2 separate regions of the Homo sapiens genome follow, and region 2 is linked to region 1. Evidence: read pairs that join two places in POLR2A ChIA-PET (ENCODE). Cell type or tissue: MCF 10A. All regions are shown on one strand. Each heading gives the region's core, and the rest is flanking DNA. Links, peaks and the distances in the headings are about the cores only. Region 1 overlaps RBM27-POU4F3 (RBM27-POU4F3 readthrough). Region 2 has its middle 38 kb from the start of TCERG1.

Region 1 (11,899 bases), core at 5,215-9,214:
GGCAGATGCTGCAGTGAGCCGAGATCATGCCACTGCACTCCAGCCTGGGCTACAGAGTGAGACTCCAACTCAAAAAAAAAAAAAAAGATTGCTTTCTAGCCAAGGATCTGATCTGCTGTTTTAATAATTTCAAACATTCTGAGCAAGACTGCTGCTCCTTTTAAAAGACTGCTGTAACTTCAGGCACTTGTGACAAAACCTGGGTGAATTATTAGACAATTTCACGCTGGTTTGCAGAGTGATTACAACAAGTGGCCCTGAATGATAGCATATGTTATAAAGAGATGGAGCCTTTCAGTTATAAAAGATGTATCAATCAGGGGAAAGCAAATACAAATTAAAGTTTGATGAGCAATTGGATATTAATTGGTACTAACTCTGCTTTTTATGTCACTTTGATATGGAGTGGATCATAAACATGGTAAGCGATACTAATAATGTATATTCACTTCAATGCAACTTAATGGCTCCATTTATTAAAGAAACCAATGCTGGGATTGAGTTGTGAGTGCACTAGTGAGCACTTTTCCTGTTGTATACCTTTATCTAACTCTTGCCAGGCAGGCTCTCCGCCACAATCTGCAGGGTACATTGCAGTTGTTTAGACATCTAGGAGTCATTGCCTAGTTTTTTCTTTATGCATCAGTTCTAAATTACAGTCAAAACAAATGTAACAGCAAACTAGGGCTTTGTATTTTTTTCTAGACTTTTTTTTTGTTTTAATAAGCTGCCTGCTCTTTACTGAATTTAGACAGCAATCTCAAGGGAAGGAATGTCATCTTGTTGTCATTAAGTAGACACCAAGTAGACATCATAGTGTAGAACTATAAATAGCCAAAATGTTTTATATCAAATACAACCCAATTTTGTCTCAAATATAAAATTATTTTTTTAATTTTAAAAATAGAAAGATGACATAATCACTAGTGAAAAAACCTACCTTTTTCAAAATTAAAATGCAAGTTTACTGGATAATCAGTTTTATAGTGTCCTTTTCTCCTTTAACAATCCCTTCGGACCATTTTTAAATTTTTCTTTTACCTGGATTCATAGCTCAGTTCTGCCATTTCTTTACTATGTGATCCTGGACAAATTACTTAACCTCTCCGTGCTTCTGTTTTTCTTCTTTGTAAAATGGGCATAATAATACGTACCTTAAGGATCATTGTAAAACTAAATGAGACTTTTTAAAAAACATTCTTTAAAATCATTATTTAACACTTAGCACTATGCCTGACAAGTCCTCAAAAAAGTTAGCTATTTTTATTATGGCAATATTATTTATAATTGGTGGGGTCTATTCAATCATATTGCTCTCCTGTAATTTATTTAATCAATTTGCTACTGCTGGCCCTTCAGGATGACACAGACATTTTTCATTAATACCTGGCATTATTACCTTGGGATAAATCCTCAGGAGCCAGTATGCCCAAGAAAATTTCTAGGAAATACAGCTTCTCTTTTCTGCAATGGTTGCCATTACTCAGAGTTTTAGCACAGACATTTGGGAGATATGACACTTTAGCACTACCTTTGAGGCACCCACTTCTGTATAATACACTTATTCTACTAGTTTAGTTTGTTGTTTTGTTTTTAAACCATCCACAATTTGCCTTTGTTTGGGTGAAGTATAGTCCAGTTTAGAGCTAGGCTGAACAATTTTCTTGAGATCCCTGGGAAGACCAAGAAGACATTCTGTTGACATTTGGCAGGTAAGTTTTACCTACTCTATGTGTCAGAACCAAACAAACACTGATGCGCATTTGATTTTTTTCTTGGAAGAAAACCTAACAATGAATTAGGCTAAAGCCTTCAAGCGAAGTATTTCACTGGGCTATTTGCCTCAGAACCTATATTTTTATAGCCTGTTCATTAATTGTGAACAGATTATTTAAAAGGGATGTTTTATAATAGTAATATTAATAAATATTAAGGGTGGAAACTAAAAATTAAACCAGGGCAAAGGTTCCACTGTATGTATATCAACTCAGAGCGGACCCCCAGCAGGCAATGAAATGGGGCTGTTTTACAAAGCAAAGGGAGGAAGGAGGTCAGGTGCAGGAATAGGCAGGATCCTGGTGTTTTGAATCTGTTTGATTAAAAGGCAGGTTTGTGTAGAGAATTAAAGAAACAAATCATAGAATGGACACCTTGTGATGTAAGGCCCTTCACAAACAAAAGACATGTGTTGCATCTCATTAAAACAGGTTTTCTTTTATTGCCACTGATGGATTCGGATGTCATAATTTTCCCTCAAAAGTAAATGGCCTATTTTCAAAATAGGTGGAGAGTCTGTGCTCCTTATATCTGATCTTAATTCAAGAAATATATCTAACTGTAGTCTAACAAGAGTCAGTCTCAGAAGAAATTAATGAGGAACATCCATTAATTATTTATGCTCTGAAACAGTAGGTCTGCTAATGTTTCTGCTAATCACCAAAGCTAAACAGATGTATCTTCATAAAGACAATCTTGAAAAATAGAATGAGTATAAAAGAGATACAAATAGAAAAAATATGGATATGTATGGCGATGACAGGAAATAACAGTGAATGCATCACTGCTCCTAAGACAATATTTGTTTAAAGTGCAAAGCATAGTAAAATTGTCAGAGTGAGTTCTGTTCATGATTTCTAGTATTTAAATACTATAGTAAGCAATAATAATAGGAGTTGAATTTATAGGGACTAAAACTAATGCTAGAAAATGAAAAGAATCCTACTTTTTAAAACAGCATTTAGAAAGCTGTCCAATTTCCATAAACATTCTAAAAGCAGCATCTTTCATGGATGTTAAATGAATGGTAAGGTTGTAAATTTTAAAGTCATCATTTATAAATGCAAAATTATTCTAACCTTTATTTCTGCCTCCATACAAATTTGGTCAGAATTAAATCTGTTGGTCCCTTTATGGAGTTGCAAAGATGGTGTTATCACAGCACCCCTTATGGTTCTGTGATCTGCAGTATGGAGTAGTAGTTAAAGTGGAGCCATTTCTGAAACCAGATCATCTAAACGTAAATTTTAGCTCTACCATTTACTAGCTTTGTAACTTGGGTAAGTTAACCTCTCAGTATCTTAACTTCCTCACTGGCAAAATGGAATAATAAGAGTACCCACCCCAAAAGGTTATAAAATGGGTTCTTAGGACAGTCCAAAAGAAGTGCTGAGTTTTTGTGAGTTATTATTATTATCAAGATGGCCTTATTATCGTCCATGCATGAGAATGACAATACTGGGTATGTTTCCTAGAATTCACATTTTGTATAGCTGCAGCTTTCACGATGGAATGATAGTGACAGGCTCTAGGTTGCCTCCTAACTCATATTCCTAGTCATGATGTTCTCACAGTCCTTTGAATAGAATACAATTCCCTTCATAGTCCAAGGGAGATTTGAAGGACGGTTGGTATCAATGTGGTGATCAGTACAGGGGCCACAGGAGGCATGGCTTGAAAATTTGGTCCTTTTTCCAGTGTTCTGCCTCCAACCCATGCTGGAGACTGGGGATTAGGTCCTTTCAATGGCACTTTTGTCACTCGGATCTTTTATCCAAATTGTCACAGGGGGTGTGTCTTTGCACTTCTTTGGAAAGGTCACCTATGTCCTGCCTGCTGTCATCAGTATATGACATCAGTGATTCTAGAAAGTACTTCCCATTCTGCATGCCAGAATCACTTGGGGAAGTTTAATATATATATTTAATAATATATTTATTGTCCAGGCGCAGTGGCTCATGCCTGTAATCCCAGCACTTTGGGATGACCAGGTGGGCAGATCACTCAAGATCAGGAGTTTGAGACCAGATGATAGGTTTTGTTGTTTAATAAAACACAGAAGTGACACATAAAGCTTTGGCTGTATGTGGGTTTTGTTTTGTTAGTACAACTAATGGCATGTGGGCTTTGCCCAGCCCTGTGTATTTTCCCCACATTTCATAAGCTACTGTTCAAAGGCAGTGATTCTTAACATCTTGGGTCACTGCACATTTGACCTAAAGAGTGTTGTTTATGAAAGATCCGCTGTCACAAATTAGGGTGGATTTGAGGTTATCCCTTCTAATGAACTCTCTCTCCCTCACTTGCATTCTCTAATGCTTTCTTGCATGGAGAGAAGAGGCAGTTCTATTGCTGTGCATAAACTGGCATCCTGTTTAATCTCTACAGCAGTCTAGGGAGTGAGTGCCACTGATAGTCCATTAAAAAAGGTGGTTGAAATATTCATTTGCTTACCAGAAAAAAGTCAGGGGTGGGGGGCTATTTTTAGCTCATCATGACCATGTATTGCTCACATGATCATGCAGTACATATCGAGTGGGGTACAGCAAGACCCTGCTCTAGCCTTCAGCGGGCCAATGGCATGTTCTCCTATGAGCCAGAATGACTGTCTCACCTTTCAAGCTAGAACCCCTCGCTGGCACAGGTCCTCCTTCATCCCACAGTCGACCTCTCCCTAATGCCCGTATGCCTTTTCCTCTCTGCCTGCTCAACAGGGATGGCCTCAGCCTTGGACTTACAGGAGGTTGTAGAGGAAATAAAGACATGAAACAACACAAGAACAGTAGATTCCTTTGATATCATCCTCCCTCTTTTCCACCCACCCCCATGAACATACCCCTTTAGCATCAATGATCCCAGAAGCAGCTGGTAGGATGTGAAATTAAAATAGAAATACCACAAAGAGAAGACAGCCTATGACCAAAAACCAAGCTCCCTGTAAGTAGCACATTACCTCATTCATCCAAATGTGGGGAAAATACACAGAGCTGGGCAAAGCCCACATGCCATTAGTTGTACTAACAAAACAAAATCCACATGCAGCCAAAGCTTTCTGTGTCACTTCTGTGTTTTATTAAACAACAAAACCTATGAGCCATGTAACAGGCGCTGTTTTTTGGTCACAGACCAACTGAATTCTAAGAGCTGCTCAGCTGTATGGCAACGTTTAGGTCTTTCTACCCACACTGGCCATGTTTCTATTTCCCTCTCCACATATTCCTGATCTGCAGCACATGCTTATTTGCTGTATTGTCTGTAAAAATGTGTAAGCTCTCACAGAGCAGAATGCAATTAATCTGAAATAGAAACACAGACTCTTTATAAACCACAAAAATGAAAAAAACGTGGGGGAGTGATATATATTTTGATGACTACCAAAACTGGTGATACTTATGTGTCTTGTGCCACATGGTAGCAAAACTTTCTAAGGTGCCTATGCACATATTCAAAATTATGATTTCCAGACCACTCTTTCACTTATCACAATTTCCTCTCAGGTATTTTTACTCTAGAACAGATACTATCACCTTTAAAAAGCAACATCCAGAACTGCACCTATTACTAAAGTATCTATAGAGTATTTAAATAACAAATAAACCAGGTAGTGGGAGAAGGAAGAAAATTAAGCAGCTATTTTAGAATTTCTCTTCTTCCCAGTGTTGCCAGCCTCTGTTGGGAAAAAGGAGTTAATTTTCATAAAAACCTGAGCACTAAGCTTATGCAAAGTCAACATGTATGGGGAGAAATAGCAAGGATGTTTCCTCTGTGTTTATCATATAATTTATTACCCTCCTGAAACAAATGTGCAGATGACACTCATTTATTCCTGACATAATGCGGTAGGTGGTAAAGTTCTTCAAAAATTGTGTGAGTTGCTTTTTAGTATTACTACCAATTCATGAAGTAGCAATAGCAAATTATCTTTACCCACCTCAAAGTCCCAGTCTCTCATGCACTTTGTAATCTTATTTACAATAACTTTGTAATGCAACTTTGTAATCTTTGTATTCTCTAGTAGGAAGTGCTAGAACAATGTAAAAGTTTGAATGATTACATAATCCTTACATTTGTTGCCTGAAAAAAGTGTCCTGTTGGCTATAACATAGGCTTTTTCCTGCAGGTGCTTACCCTTTGGGGTGACAGTGGAGTGTTAGAATGGAATCCACAGGTAATATTAAAAAGTCCCCTCCCCTAATATTCCAGATCTAGTCTAGATAAAGCCATTATTAAAAATTTCACACCTGCTATCCTGTTTTGATTTGAAATTTGAAGAACAACTTTGCCTCTGGCTTCTGGGTAGTCACATTAAGTTAATCACTCCAGCAACAAGAAAGAAGAATAAAGCAGAAAATGAAGCAGAGGGACTCCCTGTGAATTAAGCATAGGGCCCCTGACTATCCTGGAGGAAATCTATGTGGCTACGGCCTCCCTTCTTCTTAAAGGGGTATCCTTTGCTATAGGGAATGGGTTTTTTTTTTTAAAAAAAGGTTATGAATAGAGAGGTGATATCCTAAGGAAGTATAAAATTGAGATATAAAAACAGCCTCATAGAAAAGTCTTTCTCTGAGAAAATATTTGCAAACTATGTATCCAACGAAGGATTAGTATCTAGAATCTACAAGGAACTCAAAAAAAATCACCAAAAGAAACCATAAATAATCCCACTAAGAAGTAGGCAAAGGGCTGGGCACGGTGGCTCACACCTGTAATCCCAGCACTTTGGGAGGCGAAGGCGGGCAGATCACTTGAAGTCAGGAGTTCAAGACCAGCCTGGCCAATATGGTGAAACCCCATCTCTACCAAAAATATAAAAAATTAGCTGGGTGTGGTGGCGCGGCACCTGTAATCCCAGCTACTTGGGAGGCTGAGGCAGGAGAATAGCTTGAACCTGGGAGGTGGAGGTTGCAATGAGCTGAGATCATGCCACTGCACTCCAGCCCAGGAAACAGAGCAAGACTCCATCTCAAAAACAAACAGAAAAAAAAGTGGGCAAAGGTGGCCAGGCGTGGTGGCTCACGCCTGTAATCGTAGCACTTTGAGTGGCTTAGATGGGCAGATCACTTGCTGCCAAGGAGTTTGAGACCAGCCTGGCCAACATGGTGAAACCCCAACTCTACTTAATTTAATAATTTAAAATAAATGTATAAAAATAATAAAAATTTCTTAAAGTGAGCAAAGGATATGAATAGACATTTCTCAAAAGAAGACGTACGAATGCCCAACACACATATGAAGAAAATGCTTAAATCACTAATCATTAGAGAACTGCAAATTAAAACCACAGTGAGATACCATACCACCTTACTCCTGCAAGAATAGCCATGATTAAAAAGTTAAAAAACAATAGATGTTGGTGTGGATGTAGGGAAAAGGGAATGCTTATACACTGTTAGTAGGAATGTAAATTACTACAACCTTGATGGAAAACAGTATGAAGATTCTTTAAAGAACTAAAAGTAGATCTTTAAAGAGCTAAAAAGTGGATCTACCAGTTGATCCAGCAATCCCACTGCTGGGTATCCCAAGGAAAAGAGGTCACTTATATGTAAAAGACACTTGCACATGTATGTTTATAGCAGCACAATTTGCAATTGCAAAGATATGGAACCAATCTAAGCACCCATTGACTAAAGAGCCGATAAAGAAAATGTGCCATATATACACCATGGAATACTATTCAGCCATGAAAAGGAATGAAATAATGTCTTTTGCAGCAACTTGGATGGAGCTGGAGGCCATTATTCTAAATGAAGTAACACAGGAGTGGAAACCCAAAACCTTATGTGCTCACTTATAAGTGGGAGCTAAGCTATGAGTACGCAAAGGCATACAGGGTGATATAATGGACTTTAGAGACTCAGAAGCGGGAGGATGAAAAGGGTGTAGGGATAAAAAAAACTATGCATTAGGTACAACGTACACTACTCAGGTGATTGGTGCACTTAAATTTCAGAATTCACTACTATAGAATTCATCCATGTAACAAAAACCAAGTGTACCCCAAAAGCTATTGAAATTTTTAAAAGGGAAAAAATACCAATCTAATAAAAAATAAAAGTAAGTAAAGTCTCCCTCTGGTCACTTTAATAGTGTGGCATGTTAGAAGGGAGGAGGGGAAACAAGCACAGATTCATCATTTCCAAACAAAAAGTGTGTCTATTTTCCATTTGCGTGTTTAAAATATTTTTATCTTCCAGGATGTTCAATAAATCAATACATTTGCTTAAATGGTTATAATAGAACTCACTAAAAAAAGAAATGTTAAATAGTTTTAATAATGATTATTTTCAGTGTGTATCATTTGAATGATAATTTTATAAAAGTTACAAGATGAAGAAAATGACAGCTTCCTTTTAAATTTTTTTCTGCCTTTTATCCAGAAACACAAAATCCATGAATGACTTGTGAAGTTATTTCACATACTTTGTACTAATGATATATCTATTCAATAGCTATTCTAGTGTCCCCCAAACAAATCTACTCTATACACAAAATAGTTTCATCCAATTTTCTATTTGAATTGTTTTCCTTTGGCCACACTCTATAGCAGAATTCATTGGTCAGCTTTTTTACACAAGTATACACGCTTTACAGAATTTTTTCTTTTTTCTTTCTGTCTCCCAGACTGGAGTGCAGTGGCGCGAGCTTGGCTCACTGCAATCTCTGCCTCCTGGGTTCAAGCAATTCTCCTGCCTCAGTCTCCTGAGTTGCTGGGATTACAGACATGCGCAGCCATGCCAGGCTAATTTTTGTATTTTTAGTAGAGACAGGGATTCATCACGTTGGCCAGGCTGGTCTCGAACTCCTGACTTCAAGCGATCCCACCACTTCGGCCTCCCAAAATGCTGGGATTACAGGCATGAGCCACCGTGCCCAGCCACAGAATAGTTAAGGAAAGGAAAGATCTCATTTTCTATAACTAAGGGATTCACACTAAAGGATTTACTGGGCTGGAGCAGATCATATAACAGACAAGAGAACAGCCAGTAAGGGGGATTCTGAAGTGACTCTCTTAAATAAACACCCAGAACAAAGAGCTCAAGACTAGGGAAGTGTTTATGCTTTTATGTGGTATAAGGAAAACTGGTAAGAAGGGATTCTTTTTTTTTCTTTTTTTTTGAGGCGGAGTCTCGCTCTGTCGCCCAGGCTGGAGTGCAGTGGCATGATCTTGGCTCACTACAAGCTCCACCTCCCCGGTTCATGCCATTCTCCTGCCTTAGCCTCCTGAGTAGCTGGGACTACAGGCGCCCGCCACCATGCCCGGCTAATTTTTTTGTATTTTTTTTAGTAGAGACGGGGTTTCACCGTGTTAGCCAGGATGGTTTCGATCTCCTGACCTCGTGATCCACCCGCCTTGGCCTTCCAAAGTACTGGGATTAAGGTGTCAGCCACCACGCTCGGCCAAGAAAGGATTCTTGTCTGGAAAGTGAGCCCTTTCTACCATCTTGGGAAGTGATTTATAAGACTGTTAAAACATGCTGTATTTGAGGCAACTCATGACTACATGCAATGTGTACTTACAACTGCTAAGGATTAGAAAATGTCGTTACCTATAGCTGTCTTTATCTAGTTGATTATCATGGTGTACAGTACTATAGAAATATAGAGGTGCCAACTCAGGTATGCAGTATACCTTTCTCTTTTCTTCAACATTGCTTACACATTTATTTAGGTGATCCCACAAGATTTAATAACCAAGGTAGAAAATTCAATTGCAGTTGAAAATAATTCGAGACAATCTGATGAAGCTTAGATCTGCTAATAGTGATGTACATTTCACAAAATACCTTCAGTGAACTCCCATTTAATGTTCATTGCAACCCTGTGAACATTAAATGGGTACTAATATTATAATGTTCATTTTATATGAGTAAACTGAGTCTTCTAAAGACTAAGAAGGTCAGGTGCAGTGACTACACCTGTAACCTTAGTGCTTTGGGAGGCTGAGGTAGGAGGATCACTTGAGCAAGGAAGTTGAGGCTACAATGAGCCGTGATAGCACCACTGCACTCCCACCAGGCAGCTTGGATGACAGAGAGAGACCTTGTCTCCAAATAAACGAAAAAAAAAAAGACAAACAAAACAAAAAAGACTAATCCCTACTCACAAGTAGCAAGAATTGAGATGTGAGCACAGTATCAAGCAATGGTTAAAAGCCCCACTTTGATGTCAGGCATAACGTGGTTTTAATTGTTGGCTTTGCTTTGAGACTATCGGTGACACAACTGCTCTATGCCCGAGTTTCCTCTTGCACAAAAAAGGAAAAATAATAGTATACCTCAGAGTTAAATAATAATGTTTAAGAAACTTAATAATGTTTAAGAAACAGCACAGTGAGTCACATAATGAGCAATGACATGGTAAACAATCTTATTTTGATCATAAGGCTCTACGGACCATTTTATGGCTGAGAAATGCCCAAGGTGTGGGAGATGAGCTACCTGCATCAGCTCTGCGGGCCCTGAGTTCTGCTTGCCATCCCTCTCTCAGGTCAAGAATACTAACATTGGCTGCGCGGGGTGGCTTATACCTGTAATCCCAACACTTTGGGAGGCCAAAGCGGGTGGATCACTTGAGGTCAGGATTTCGAGACCAGCCTGGCCAACATGGTGACACCCCGTCTCTACAAAAAATAAAAAAATTAGCCAAGTATGGTAGCACAAACCTGTAATCCTGCTGCTGGGTGGCTGAGGCACAAGAATCACTTGAACTCGGGAGGCAGAGGTTGCAGTGAGCCAAGACTGTGCCACTGCACTCCAGCCTGGGAAACAGGGTGAGACTCTCTCAAAAAACAAACAAAAAAGAGTGCGGACATAAAAGTACTGCATGGAGGGAAAAAAAAAAAAAGCACTGAATGAAAATGAAACCATGCTTAAAGAAACCAAGGCTTAATTTTATTTTTTTTAAAAAAAAGCAAGTATATTGTGATGTAGTAACTTCCACAATTCCTTTTCTAAATTTTCAACAATTTCTTCTTAGCACCATTAAAGTTGTGGTGAAATGAAATGAAAATTAACCAAATAAAAGGCAGAGAGATAGCTTGTTCTTCGTTCTCTCTCCTGGTTCTTCATTTAAGTCGTTTACTCGACAGTCATTAAAGTGCTTCTGTGTGCGGAATATTTTACCGTCTCATCTGTTTTCTTAATTTCTTATTTATGGCACACACACATACAAAAATCCATGTTTCTGGGCAAGAATGGTAAAGGATGACCCGACCAATCAAAATTCATTGTACTCTCTCTTTCCTTCCTTCCTTTCCTCTTTTTCTCTTTTTTTTCTTTCTTTTCTTTCCTTTTTTTTTTTTTTTCTTTTCTTTTTTTGAGATGGAGTCTCGCTCAGTCCCCCAGGCTGGAGTGCAGTGTCATGATCTTGGCTCACTGCAACCTCCGCCTCCTGGGTTCAAGTGATTCTCCTGCCTCAGCCTCCCAAGTAGCTGGGATTACAGATGCCCGCCACCACACCCAGCTAATTTTTGTATTTCTAGCAGAGATGGGGTTCCACCGTGTTGCACAGGCTGGTCTCAAACTCCTGGGCTCAAGTGATCCTCCTGCCTCAGCTTCCCAAAGTGCAATTTTTCTATTTTAAGTGTGCTGGTTTTCTTTGGATTCTGATTCATGCAGGCCATGCTGAAAGAAAGACAAGTGAAGCCATCTACTGTTACCACTTCTGCTACCCTAAGTCTATGAAGCATAAAACTGCCAGTGATGATAATCAAAACCTCAAAATGAATAAAAAGGCAATCCTCCATGGTTGTAAAACAGACGAGGCAAAATATGCTATGTTGTTTTTACAATATTGAAAGTTCTCTGAACACGTCTGAATGTACCAGTTAGGTTCTACTTTTCTTTTTCCAGATAAGACCATTTCTGAGAAATTGACAGGTGTCTATAACTCACAAATAGCTTTCCAAAAATACTAGGATCTCAGTACAGCTTTCCATAAAGAGTTCTTATGTAAGTCCTCACTCTTAAGTAGATTTTAATAATTTACTTCAATCTCTAGACTTTTCTTCAGCTTCATCTAATTTATCAATAATATTCACTTGAAAATTTAAAACAAAGAGTAGATGAAACTTCTTTGACATTCTTGGGGGCCTTGGGAGACCACACAGCACCATTCTATT
Region 2 (11,899 bases), core at 3,583-7,582, 110 kb before region 1:
TGTATACATGTGCCATGTTGGTGTGCTGCACCCATTAACTCATCATTTAACATTAGGTATATCTCCTAATGCTATCCCTCCCCACTCCCCCCACCCCACAACAGACCCCGGTGTGTGATGTTCCCCTTCCTGTGTCCATGTGTTCTCATTGTTCAATTCCCACCTACGAGTGAGAACATGCGGTGTTTGGTTTTTTGTCCTTGTGATAGTTTGCTGAGAATGATGGTTTCCAGCTTCATCCATGTCCCTACAAAGGACATGAACTCATCATTTTTTATGGCTGCTTATCTTAATTCTTTAGCTGACCAAGAATGAGAACAAGTTAAGATTGTGCTAGACCTACAAAATATGAAAGTGAAGCTCAGAAAAATAAGGATAGAAAAGAAAAACAAACATATTCACCAAGGTGGTCAGCTGTAATTTGTTTAAATTGCGAACTCCTGAGCATGGCCCACATACAATTCATAAACAAACATTACAAATTCCCTGTTCAGTGAAGATTTAGTTACTGAGCAAAACAATGAAAATAAGAAAAGTATTCTGAGTAAGTCCACAACTTGAATAGATCAGATCAAACACCTGTAACTTCATGTTCTTTACATGAAGTTTCTTTCATGATTAAAATAAGACAATGAAAAAGATATTTTTATATCAAATTCACAACTCAAAAGAAACGAGTGCAAGTGGGTCTGCCCATTAGATGATAAAGAAATTATGGGGAAATTGGCAAATTTGACAAGAAAGATTAAAAACTTTTTGCTTCTTTACTGTTTATTGGAAGGTGATCCTAGAAAAGTTTGTCACAGCTTTCTGAAATCTGAGAACATTTCCAGAAAAATGTAAGTTGATTTAAATTATTGGTTATAAATTTTTCCTTGAATAAACTTGGCAGAAAAGTTAATATTTTGTATTATTGTAAGTTTTTTTCCCAATGGAGAAACTGTAGAAACTTTTTTAATATTCTAAGTCAAAAGACAAAATATTTTGTTACTATTATTACATATTTCAGTCTGTCTTCACAGTCAGCTTTGTCCAGTGAAAGAATCTGTGACTGGAAATACTTAGGTTCTCAATTAAAAGAATACAAAATGTTATTTGACCCCGACCCCAAAAAATGCACACGCAAATACTAGAATGGAAAAAAAAAAGCCTGAAACAACACAAATGATTAACAGTATTCAACAAATAAACAAGCAAATACAAATATACAATATCGCTGTGATATTCTTAAGAAAACAGTATTAGATGTGCCATACTTAGGCAAGCTTGTGTGGAACAGCAACAGTGCGATATTCATAGAAAACAATGGAAATGTTCTAGTCTAGTAGAAAAAATAACTTTCAAATGTGATGCCAAAATAGCCAAGCATATAACATAGATAAAAATGAATTTTAGGCCCAGCGCAGTGGCTCAGGCCTGTAATCCCAGCACTTTGGGAGGCCATGGCGAGCGGAAGACCTGAGGTCAGGAGCTCGAGACCAGCCTGGCCAACATGGCAAAACCCCGTCTCCACTAAAAATACAAAAAAATTAGCTGGGCATGGTGGCATGCACCTGTAGTCCCAGCTACTAGGGAGGCTGAGGCAGGAGGATTGCTTGAACCTGGGAAGCAGAGGTTGCAGTGAGCCGAGACTGAGCCACTGCACTACAACCTGGGCAACAGAGCTCTCGAGACCCTGTCTCAAAAAAAAACAAAATTGAATTTTAAAAGATCATATTTCTTTAAATGGAGAATTCAAAATACTATTAAATGTGATAAAAGATATTAGAGATACAATTTTTAAATTAATAGTAACTAATTTACGTAAATTATGTTAGGACAAAATCATATTGAGCAACTAATATTTATCTTCTGATGTACCATCATCTGATGATGGTGGGCAGGCCACACTTGCATCTGATAGTTCATCAGATGATAAAAATTGAAGTCAAAATTGTGTATGTTATTGATTTTATACCTATTGTAAAAAGTAGAATTGAAAATACAATTTTGAATTTTAGACATTGATTTAAAAGAATAATGATGGCAAGCTAATGATAATGGCAGTTGGTAAGGAACAAGCATTTATTATGAGGCATGTGTGATACATAGTTTGAATTTCTTATTAAGGGACATGTTCTCAGCTGTGTCAAATGGGTGATTGCATCTTCAGAACAATTAAACAACTACATAGGATATTTTCTGTATCTGTCCAAAGATGAAACAACTTGAAAAAGCTGTTATATGTTTGTCACTAAAACACTTTTGGACACACAAAGGGAATGCTGACTAAAAGCTATTAAAACAACAAAATTTTATTTACACCAGATAACAAGATGCACTGGAAGAGTATGAGAAATAAAAGATAATCCTTAAATAAAAAGAATCATGGCCGGGTACGGTGGCTCACACCTGTAATCCCAGCACTTTGGGAGGCCGAGGCGGGCGGATCACGAGGTCAGGAGTTTGAGACCAGCCTGGCCAGTATGGTGACACCCCGTCGCTACTAAAAATACAAAAATTAGCCGGGTGTGGTGGTGGGCGCCTGTAGTTCCAGCTACTCGGAAGCCTGAAGCAGGCGACTCGCTTGAACCTGGGAGGCAGAGGTTGCAGTGAGCCGAGATCGTGCCACTGCACTCCAGCCTGGGTGACACGGCAAGACTCCATCTCAAAAAAAAAAAAAAAAAAAAAAAAAAAAAGGATCATGATCTTTTTTTAGAATTTTAATTTTAGGTTTGAGCATACATGTGAAGGTTTGTTACATAGATAAACGTGTCACAGGGGTTGGTTGTACATATTACTACATCACCCAGATATTAAGCTCGGCACCCAACAGTTATCTTTTCTGCCCCTTCCCCTCCCCACTCCCCCCACCCCCAAGTAGACCCCAGTGCCTGTTGTTTCCTTCTTTGTGTTCATGAGTTCTCATCATTTAGTTCCGACTTATAAGTGAGAACATGTGGTATTTGGTTTTCTGTTCCTGCATTACTTTGCTAAGGAAGGAATCATGATCTTTGGCAGAAAATTATTTCTGAATCTGCACTATCTATGGTTATTTGGTAGAAACTGTTGTTTTTAATGATGTTAGCAAAAGCTTGCAGAAATTCTAAAAACTGGAACCAAATAATGAGTTTGGCTGTTTTGCCTTTTTACGATTAAATTTTTTTATAGAGAGAAAATAGTTACTCTAAATTGAAATAAACTGCATGTAAAATATGTAACAAATGTGACATTTCTATAAAATATGAGAAAATCAGAACAAGTAAACAAAAATGTTTGCATCACTATAAAAGAGAATATGCACATACAAATAATCCCCAAACTAATATCTGTTGAGATCACTTTAGGTTTATTAAAAATAAAAAAAAACTTACCAAAATATTTTCTGGATCTGGATATTGTTTTTAGAGAAGGTAAAAATTGCAATGTAAGTGATAGATTTATATTATGAAATTAAAATTTTTTGTAGTATTTTCTATCGTAACAACAATTTAAGACCCCATGATAGTATTTGAACTTTATATGTAAAATCCATTGCCAATTTCTGAATGTAAATGTTACAATAACTTTGACAATTTCAGTTGCTATTGACTTAACAGCAAGTTTTCTCCATGATGAAATTAATTTAAAAATAAGAATACAATGGCTAAGAAAGGGTGTTGAATTTGGCATTACTATCTTTGAACATAAATTATGTAAAAATCCTGATTGGAAGAACGTAACTGTAATTTTGCTAAAATGAAGACAAGAAAAAATAATTTTTATATAGCAAATATATAGTCATGTATGAATTATGTATGCCTTTGTTATTACGCATCCAAACATCAGCCAAACAACAGAACTGCCAGTTATGTACAGAAAATTAAAGATCAGTCAACTTTAAAATTTGCTGATATTCAGTCATATGAAAAATAGTTCTCAACTTTGTTTCAAAAGTAGAAGGATACACCACATTTTTTTTTAACAGTCTGTTGGCTTGTTTGTTAACAAAAAAGTTAACAAACTCTAGGCCCACAAATTTAGGGGTAGGTCTGACTGAGCATATGTTAATTTTATAATTAGTGCTTGTAAGAACTGCTGTTTAGTTAATGTTTATTATATGTTGGGCACTGAGCAAAGTACTTTTTATACAGTAGCTCACGGCACCTGTATGAGTTAATTTCTCATACTGAGCTAAGGAAACTGAGGCATAGAAGGGCAAAGTTACTTGCACAAACATTGTCAAAGCAGAATCAAGTGGACATTTACTATACCTACTCGGAAATGGGACTGCCTGTTAAAGGCTGACAGATCACTAGGAAATGTTCTTTATAAATGCAATGCCTCTGCTGGATAATATCTGTCCCTCTACCCCAATTCATGCAGCCTGAAACTCCACCATTATGCATTGATTCCTCTTGGCTTTAAAGCCTTTTCAGTCTCCAAAAGAAACCAGTGGAAATGCAAATGCCCCCAGGGGATATAAGACGACAGCATATTAAGCCAGTGTTACTTCTCCTGTATTTTCCACCAAAGTAACCCATCAAACCAAGAGTGAATTCTTAACCCCCAGGAGTCTGAGGACTCAGCCCAAAAGATTTTGATCAATTTCTTTTGAGTCTTGTGCTGTCTATTTAAAATCATGCCTATATGCTTTTCCATACTACATATATTTTTAACATACAAATGTTAGCTCTTCAAATAAAAACGATGCTTCACAATAGACTCCATGTTCATCTTGGAGTTCAAGGACTCCATGGCATACACACTCCTGGTTTGTGAAGCAGAGCCTTAAACTACTGTCAGTGGCTACCACTGTGGAGTTTCCTTAACCCTCAGCTGAGAGCAAGGCCCAGCAGAAAATGGGGAAGAGAATAAAGGCCTCAAGAAGTTGCAATAATGATGAGAGGGGAGGAACTAGAAGTGACAAGGCGCCTGGGTTACCTGCTTCCCAGTTTGGTAGAGGACCTGTCCTGTTGGTCTTTTATTTTACTCAACTTTCTTAGTCATTTCAAAGTCTACCTTTGACTGTTTTAAAGGGAGGTAAACTGTCTGTCATTAGAAATGTGCAAGCAGACTAGACAGCTGCTTGCTTTGACGGCTATGGGTCGGGAACAGGGACAGTGGGCTTCAATCAATGAAAAGAGGAAACTTTCAAATTTGATGCCCTATAGTCCTGAAATTTTGTTACTCTTCTGAAGCATGAGTTTCAGGAAAAATGTACTCAATTCAATAAATATTTATTCAGCACTTTTATAAGTGCCAGATGCCTGGCAGTGGTGGAGAGGACAGTCTTCCCAAAACTCATAGTTTGCTGGGGAGAGACATAAACAAGCAGGTAGTTCGAGTACAGCTTACAGGCTCTCACAGAAGTACAGAAGTTATGGAAGCTCAGTGGAGGGGCACCAGGCTTGGATCTTGGTAGCCTTCTAGGAAGAGGTGATATTTAAATCAAGATTTGAAAAATGAGTAGGAGTTTACTCAGGTCCTCCTGAAAACCACTGTAGCTAGCTTCAGGATTAATTTCAGCTGGTTTCACCAGAGCCCTTCTCTGCCCTGCTACACGTTGTTCATTCATTCTACTTGTCAATTCAGGATATTTAGGGACAAAAGGCTGACTTTTAATTATCAATTATAGTCTTTGAAGATGCAGAGAGGACAAGTGGCCCATCCCCATTGTACAAAACTACACAACCTACGGGGACCAGACTCCAGGTTTTTGGCATTAAAGTTACCAGGCAGATCCTAAACTCACTTAAGACATTCACAGCTGTTTAACCAAAGGGACGACAGGAGGGTGATTCATGGTGCGTTTGCCTCCCGGGCTGTGAACACAAAGGAAAGAAAATGTTGTTAAGGGAAGAAGCAGGCTCCTCCTTGCAGTAGTATGTTTTTTGGTCGTCATGCGGTAGACAGCGGGGCCAATAATACAGCCTGCAAAATTTCCAGCTGAAAAAAAACAAACCCTTTGAAGTGGCTAATGAATACACTCTTTTTAACTTACTCCGATCTCATTGCTGAGAGCTGTGCAGTTGCTCCTGGGCAGAAGTTTCACTAATGTAGGGATGTTGACTGGCCACTGCATCAAATATTTATCAAGTCACAGATGGGAATCTACAAAGAGTTTGCAGAGAGGTTTCGTGTCTCCCTTCGGTTCTAGGGGAAGCACGTCAGCACTGCAAAATGCAAGTCCACAAATACACACTTTTAAGCTTATGCATAGGGTTGCTGACCCATTTTAATCAGGTTAAATGGGGCCAATTTAAAGGGAATCTCTTTTTTTCTTAAAGTAAAAGTAGCATGTTTTCATTGCAGACATAAAAAAAGCCTTACACAAAAAGAGGGAAATGGAACTCACTTATAATTTTACCACCCAGACCTATTGTGTATTATGCCTTTTTTATTTTATTTTTTATTTTTTGCTGTTTATAAAAGACTCACTTTTTTAACCTTTTATTTTAAGTTCAGGGGTACAAGTGAAGGTTTATTACATAGGTAAACTTGTGTCATAGAGGTTTGTTGTACAGATTATTCCATCACCCAGGTAATAAACCTAGTATCCATTAGTTATTTTTCCTTATCATCTCCCTCCTCCCATCCTCCATCCAACATCTTTTAAATAAAAATTAAATCATACTGTATCCAATATTCTGTATGTATTTTATTCTTTTGCTTTTTTATACTTGTCTCATTTAACAATACGTTCTTACCATTTTGCATAATATTGAGTATTTTTCTACAATATATTTTCATATATTTACACAGTATTCCAGTGTATCAATGTGCTATGATTTACCTGGCCAACCCCTTGCCATTCGATATTTGTGTCTAGCTTTTCTATGCAGTAAATGATTATTTTAATGGAGATCCTTATAACCAAATAATTATTTGTGCCCAACTATGATATTTTCTCTGACAAATTAGTGAAAAAGGAATTGCTAGGTCAAAGAGTTAGCCTGATATACCAGTTTACATTTCCATCATCAGAGAATAAGAGGAGTGGGGCTGGCATTCTTAATGGGCTGTCAGTTTGCTCATCTCAGCTAAGATGGTCCAAGGTCACTGAGAGATAGATATTGGTCTAGGAGTTTGGGGGTTGGTTGGTTTATATGCTTATTTGTTTTTGTAACAGCCTCCTTGAAACTTGAACGTTTTTCCTCTTTAATTTAACAGCTATCTTATTTCTCTGGTCTCCCATCTTTATTTAGTTACACTGGAGAGAAAAGAAAGATCTCTTCAATGGCAAACAGCAGTGCCTGAGTTCAATAAGGATTTATGGCTTGCTGTTTTGCATTGCTAGTAACCACAGTTATAAGGCTGGGCCTATCAATATCTTTTTCCTCTAGCAATAGAAGGCAAGCTGTTTCCTGCAATTGAAGTCTCCTAGAACAGAAGTTCACTGATAGAAAAAAATAGGGAGGAGGGGGGTTTGGTAGGATAAGGTCACTAGCTATTTGTTTTTCCAAGTAAAGCTATTGGAACAATCACAATCAGCAATGGCCATCTATTATCATAAACCAATTACTAAAGAATGGGCATTATAACACACTTGCACTCATACAAAAATAAATGAATAATAAGAGAGTTTCAGAATAAAATACCTTCTTACCTAAGAAAGAATAGTTGGCCTTCTTACACTGACATATACACGGTCCTTATTTTTTCTTCTCACAAATGATTTGAAAATATCACTTTGGATTGGCATCAGTCTCTGGGCCTTGGCCTGAAAAGCACCATCTTAGAGGATTGTGACCATGTCTTTTATTTGGAGCAGGGCCTAAACCAGTCCTTTTTCCTCCCTAGACAGGAAAGGAGAGGAATCTGCATTTTCCCTTCCAGGAGCCTCTTCCTACTTGCTTGGTCTATGAGGTGTTCCCAGATTGCAGTAATTTGGGTACCGTTTTCATGACTTGCACATACCCACAAGCTACTTATTATTTATTTAGTATTTGTTTTCAATCAACACTGTTTTAACTTCAAAAATACATTTATTTCAAAGGGAAACTTAATATCTCTACCATAAATGGAAAACCAATATTGCTTGTCATAAATAAAGCAAAACAATGATATTAGATTCTAGCTTCTCAGTTGTGCCTGCCAACAGTTCTGAGCCAGAGTCCTGTGCTTTCTTGATTTCTAAGGAGAGAAAGAGAGACAGGGTAGCAAGTGAAAAAGTGTTAAAGATATATTAGCACAAATATGAGACTTTGCCCTTGACAGAGCTGAAATGATTGAGGGAGATATGAAATAGAGATACATTTCTCACTAATTGAGGTCACTATTTTGATGCTCTGTGAGCCACTGGCAGGGGTCCCACAATTGAAAATACTAATAAAGTGGAAAAAGAACTGGACTTGGTTTTGAGCCCTGCTTGGCCCCTGCTGATAGTAAATCTTTGGGCAAGTCACTTCACTTCTTAAAGCCTCAGCTTCTCCAGCAGTAAAATGAGATGATAATAATCTATATCTAACAAGAATTGTGAAGAGTAAATGAGAATACTTAAAGCACCTTGTAATCTCTAAAATGCCATACAAGTCATGAAAAAATCATCCTCATTTGTGGAGCATTTTTATTTATGAGCATCAGATCTTTTCTCCAAAGGCCCAGAATATACTGACAGGCCCAACAATCACTATAGCCTAAAACAAGTAGATGAACTAAAGCCTTTAAAAATGAATTACTGGATCCCGCATCATTTGGAATAGGTCCTTGAGAATTATAATTATTAGGCCGGGTGCAGTGGCTTACTCCTGTAATCCCAACACTTTGGGAGGCCAAGGTGGGAGGACAGCTTGAGTCCAGGAGTTGGAGACCAGCCTGGGCAACATAGCAAGACCCAGTCTCCACAAAAAATTTAAAAATCAGTTGGATGTGGTGGTGTGCGCCTGTGGTCCCAGCTATTCAGAAGGCTGAGGCAGGAGGATCACTTGAACCTTGGAGGTTGAGGCTGCAGTGAGCTATGTTCATGCCACTGCACTCTAGCTGGGGCAACAGAAAAAAAACATCGATAGATAGATAGGTAGGTAGATAGATAGAGATATATATATGTATAATTATTTGATTGATGGCTCTAATTAGCAGGAACCAGGTCTGGCTTGTTCACTTCTACGTTCCTTGCACCTACTTCAGTGTCTAGCACATGGGAGATTTTTAATAAATGGTGAATGATGCACTCCTAAAAAAATGTTGAATGAAAAAATGAATGAGTGAATGAACTAGTGAATGGCTAAATGAATGAGATTGCTTCTTTATACTAATACTAGACCTTAGTCTTTGTAATAGATATCCGTTGTTTTTTGCCACCCAGCACTGTATTAATCATATTTTTTATTTTCTGTGTTTTATGATGCTTCAACATCTTGGGGTCTGGTGGACCTGGAGAGGGACTGCCCATGCCGGGGGTAGCTAATTCCTAGAGACAGCAAACTTGCCTTGGAGCACCCCTGTGATACGCAAACCAACCAATCCCCACCCACCACCTTTTATTAGGCTCTTGCAGTCCAGGACACTATCCCTGTGCCCTAAATCACCCAAGGGCCAGGTACTAGGCAACAAGGGACTATCCTTTCACCCAGAGGCCACCCAAATGATTCAAACCATGCAATCCTAATTCTGCCCAACTGCTTACACTACCTTGCCCATTCTTTCTCTTAAAACCCAAGGCTAAAGGTTTCACATGAGCTTTCCCCTCACTCCCACCTCCTGCCCAACCCTGGTGCTTCCCCATGTGGTCCTGCATGACATGGCATGCAACATGGTCCCTCCTCTTGGGAACTATGAATAACAAAACTCTTGACAATGGCAATTGCCCCCTGATCTGCTGGCCCCACACCATAACAGGGTAAAAACAAAATCCCTAGTACATTTTAAAATAAGTACTAACCTTGAGGGCTCACCCCAATCTAATCTCAATTTATTATTAAAGGGGAGTGGCTCTCACCTTCATTCAGTGGAAAAGTATACAACTCAATCAACACATGACATCGTGATTGTCTCAGAAATTGACACATGACCACACTAAAGTTGCAGTGAGCCTTTTTCTGGGACAAAATCTCATGTGTTTTTTTTTCCCTGTTAGATTGGAAATTGGGAAGATGTTAGGTCTACAGCTATGCAGTAATTTTGCTAGCTAGAGGCAAAAAGCCTGTTTGAAATGGAGCCAACCAGTAAAAGCAATGCCAAGAGACAGAGGGAGAGAAATCAAGTTCTGATGGCATCATTTGAGTCAACACTACTCCTGGACTTTTCAGTTATCTGTGTTGAAGCCCATTTATATTGTGTTTATTGTACTTACAAGTAAAAGAATACTGGCCAGGCACGGTGACTCACACCTGTAATCCCAGCACTTTTGGAGGCCTAGGTGGGTGGATCACAAGGTCAGGAGTTCAAGACCAGCCTGGCCAACATGGTGAAACCCTGTGTCTTCTAAAAAATACAAAAATTAGCCGGGTGCGGTGGCGGGCACCTGTAATCCCAGCTACTTGGGAGGCTGAGGCAGGAGAATCGCTTGAACCCAGGAGGCGGAGGTTGCAGTGAGCTGAGATCATGCCACTGCACTCTAGCCTGGGTGACAGCGCAAGACTCTGTGGCAAAATAAAAAAAGAAAAAAAAAAGAATCCTAACTTATGGGGTCTTCTTTTTCTCTTTTCATGATGCCCAAAGCCACACCTGGAGATATTTAAAACTGTGCTTTGAACTAAGTCAGTTCCATACTTAGTGTATGCCAGGCACTGGGCAGGATCCTAGGGATACAGCATCTAATAAGACCCTTAGGGACCTGCAGTCTGTATGGGAAAATAGCCATGCAAACAAGGGGAGAGTGCAATAAGAGCATAGAGACTCAAGCAAAGGCAGTGGAGTTAGCAAAGGAGTAGTCAGATCTGCCTGGAGGTCCCCCTCCTCTTCAATCCTATCTTTGTCCCAGCCTTGTCTGAGGAGGTTCCAATGAGTGTGTCTCCCAGTTCAAGGAGGATCAACCAAAACATTTAGTGAGTGCTGCCTGTGCCACTAGGCCCATGCTCATTTCATTCTTTCAACTCCTTTACAGGGAGCTAGAAGAATTATCCCCACATTCCTCTATTCAGAGGCTTAGCAGGGACAAACAACCCTACCCAGCTCAGTGGTAGAACCTGAACTCAAATGAAGGCTGTATGACTCCAGAGCCCATGCACTGCACTGCTATGCCACTCCCCAGTGTTTGCTGAGTGCTCACCATGTGCCAGACTCCAATTCCAGATCCCACTCCCAAATTATAAAAGAGAAAGTAGAATTCCAGAACTATGTATGTATGTATGTATGTATGTATGTATTTAGAGACGGAGTTTCGCTCTTCTTGCCCAGGCTGGAGTGCAATGGCGTGATCTCGGCTCAGTGCAACCTCTGCCTCCCAGGTTCAAGCAATTCTCTTGTCTCAGACTCCCAAGAAGCTGGGATTACAGGTGCCTGCCAACATGCCCAGCTAATTTTTGTATTTTTAGTAGAAACGGGGTTTTGCCATGTTGGCCAGGCTGGTCTCGAAGTCCTGACTTCAGGTGATCCACCCGCCTCGGCCTCCGAAAGTGCTGGGATTGCAGACATGAGCCACCGTGCCCAGCAGCGTTCCTTTAAAAAAAAAAGGTTTTTTTCAGATGGTTCTTACTCTGCCGCCCAGCAGGAGTGCAGTGGCACAATCATGGCTTGCTGCAGCTTGAACTACTGGGCTCAAATAATTCTTCCCAGTAACTGGAACTACAGGTGTGCACCACTGTGGCCCAGCTAATTTTTTAAATTTTGTATAGAGACAGGGACTATCATTGTTGCCCAGGATGGCCAAAATCATTCCTTATTGTACAACAGAATTTGCTATTGGATTCTCTCACACTATCTTCCCCTGTGTGTGGAAAACAATAGGCAACTTAGAAGAATCTTCTTTGACACACAAATTATTTTGAAGACCACACCT

What was found. ChIA-PET counts read pairs that join two places held together with the same protein. Peaks named below come from ENCODE experiments on the same cell type or tissue, not always from the same donor. Only the 100,000 strongest peaks of a DNase experiment are listed, where the experiment ranks them.
Region 2: POLR2A ChIA-PET joins it to region 1 with 5 read pairs; 2 of 35 experiments call an interaction of 5 or more read pairs at or near these places.

Annotation. Positions count from the first base shown.
Region 1 is chr5:146,294,682-146,306,580 of GRCh38, reverse strand. All of the region lies in intron 18 of RBM27-POU4F3 (RBM27-POU4F3 readthrough), which reads right to left. Among named protein-coding and RNA genes, the nearest start is that of POU4F3, 38 kb to the left of the region's middle. In MCF 10A, for the core only: no CTCF peak of the experiment used is centred there; no DNase peak of the experiment used is centred there.
Region 2 is chr5:146,403,390-146,415,288 of GRCh38, reverse strand. No RefSeq gene overlaps it. Among named protein-coding and RNA genes, the nearest start is that of TCERG1, 38 kb to the left of the region's middle. RefSeq lists an enhancer at 5,509-5,678 and a silencer at 7,189-7,483. In MCF 10A, for the core only: no CTCF peak of the experiment used is centred there; a DNase peak (open chromatin) is centred at 5,778.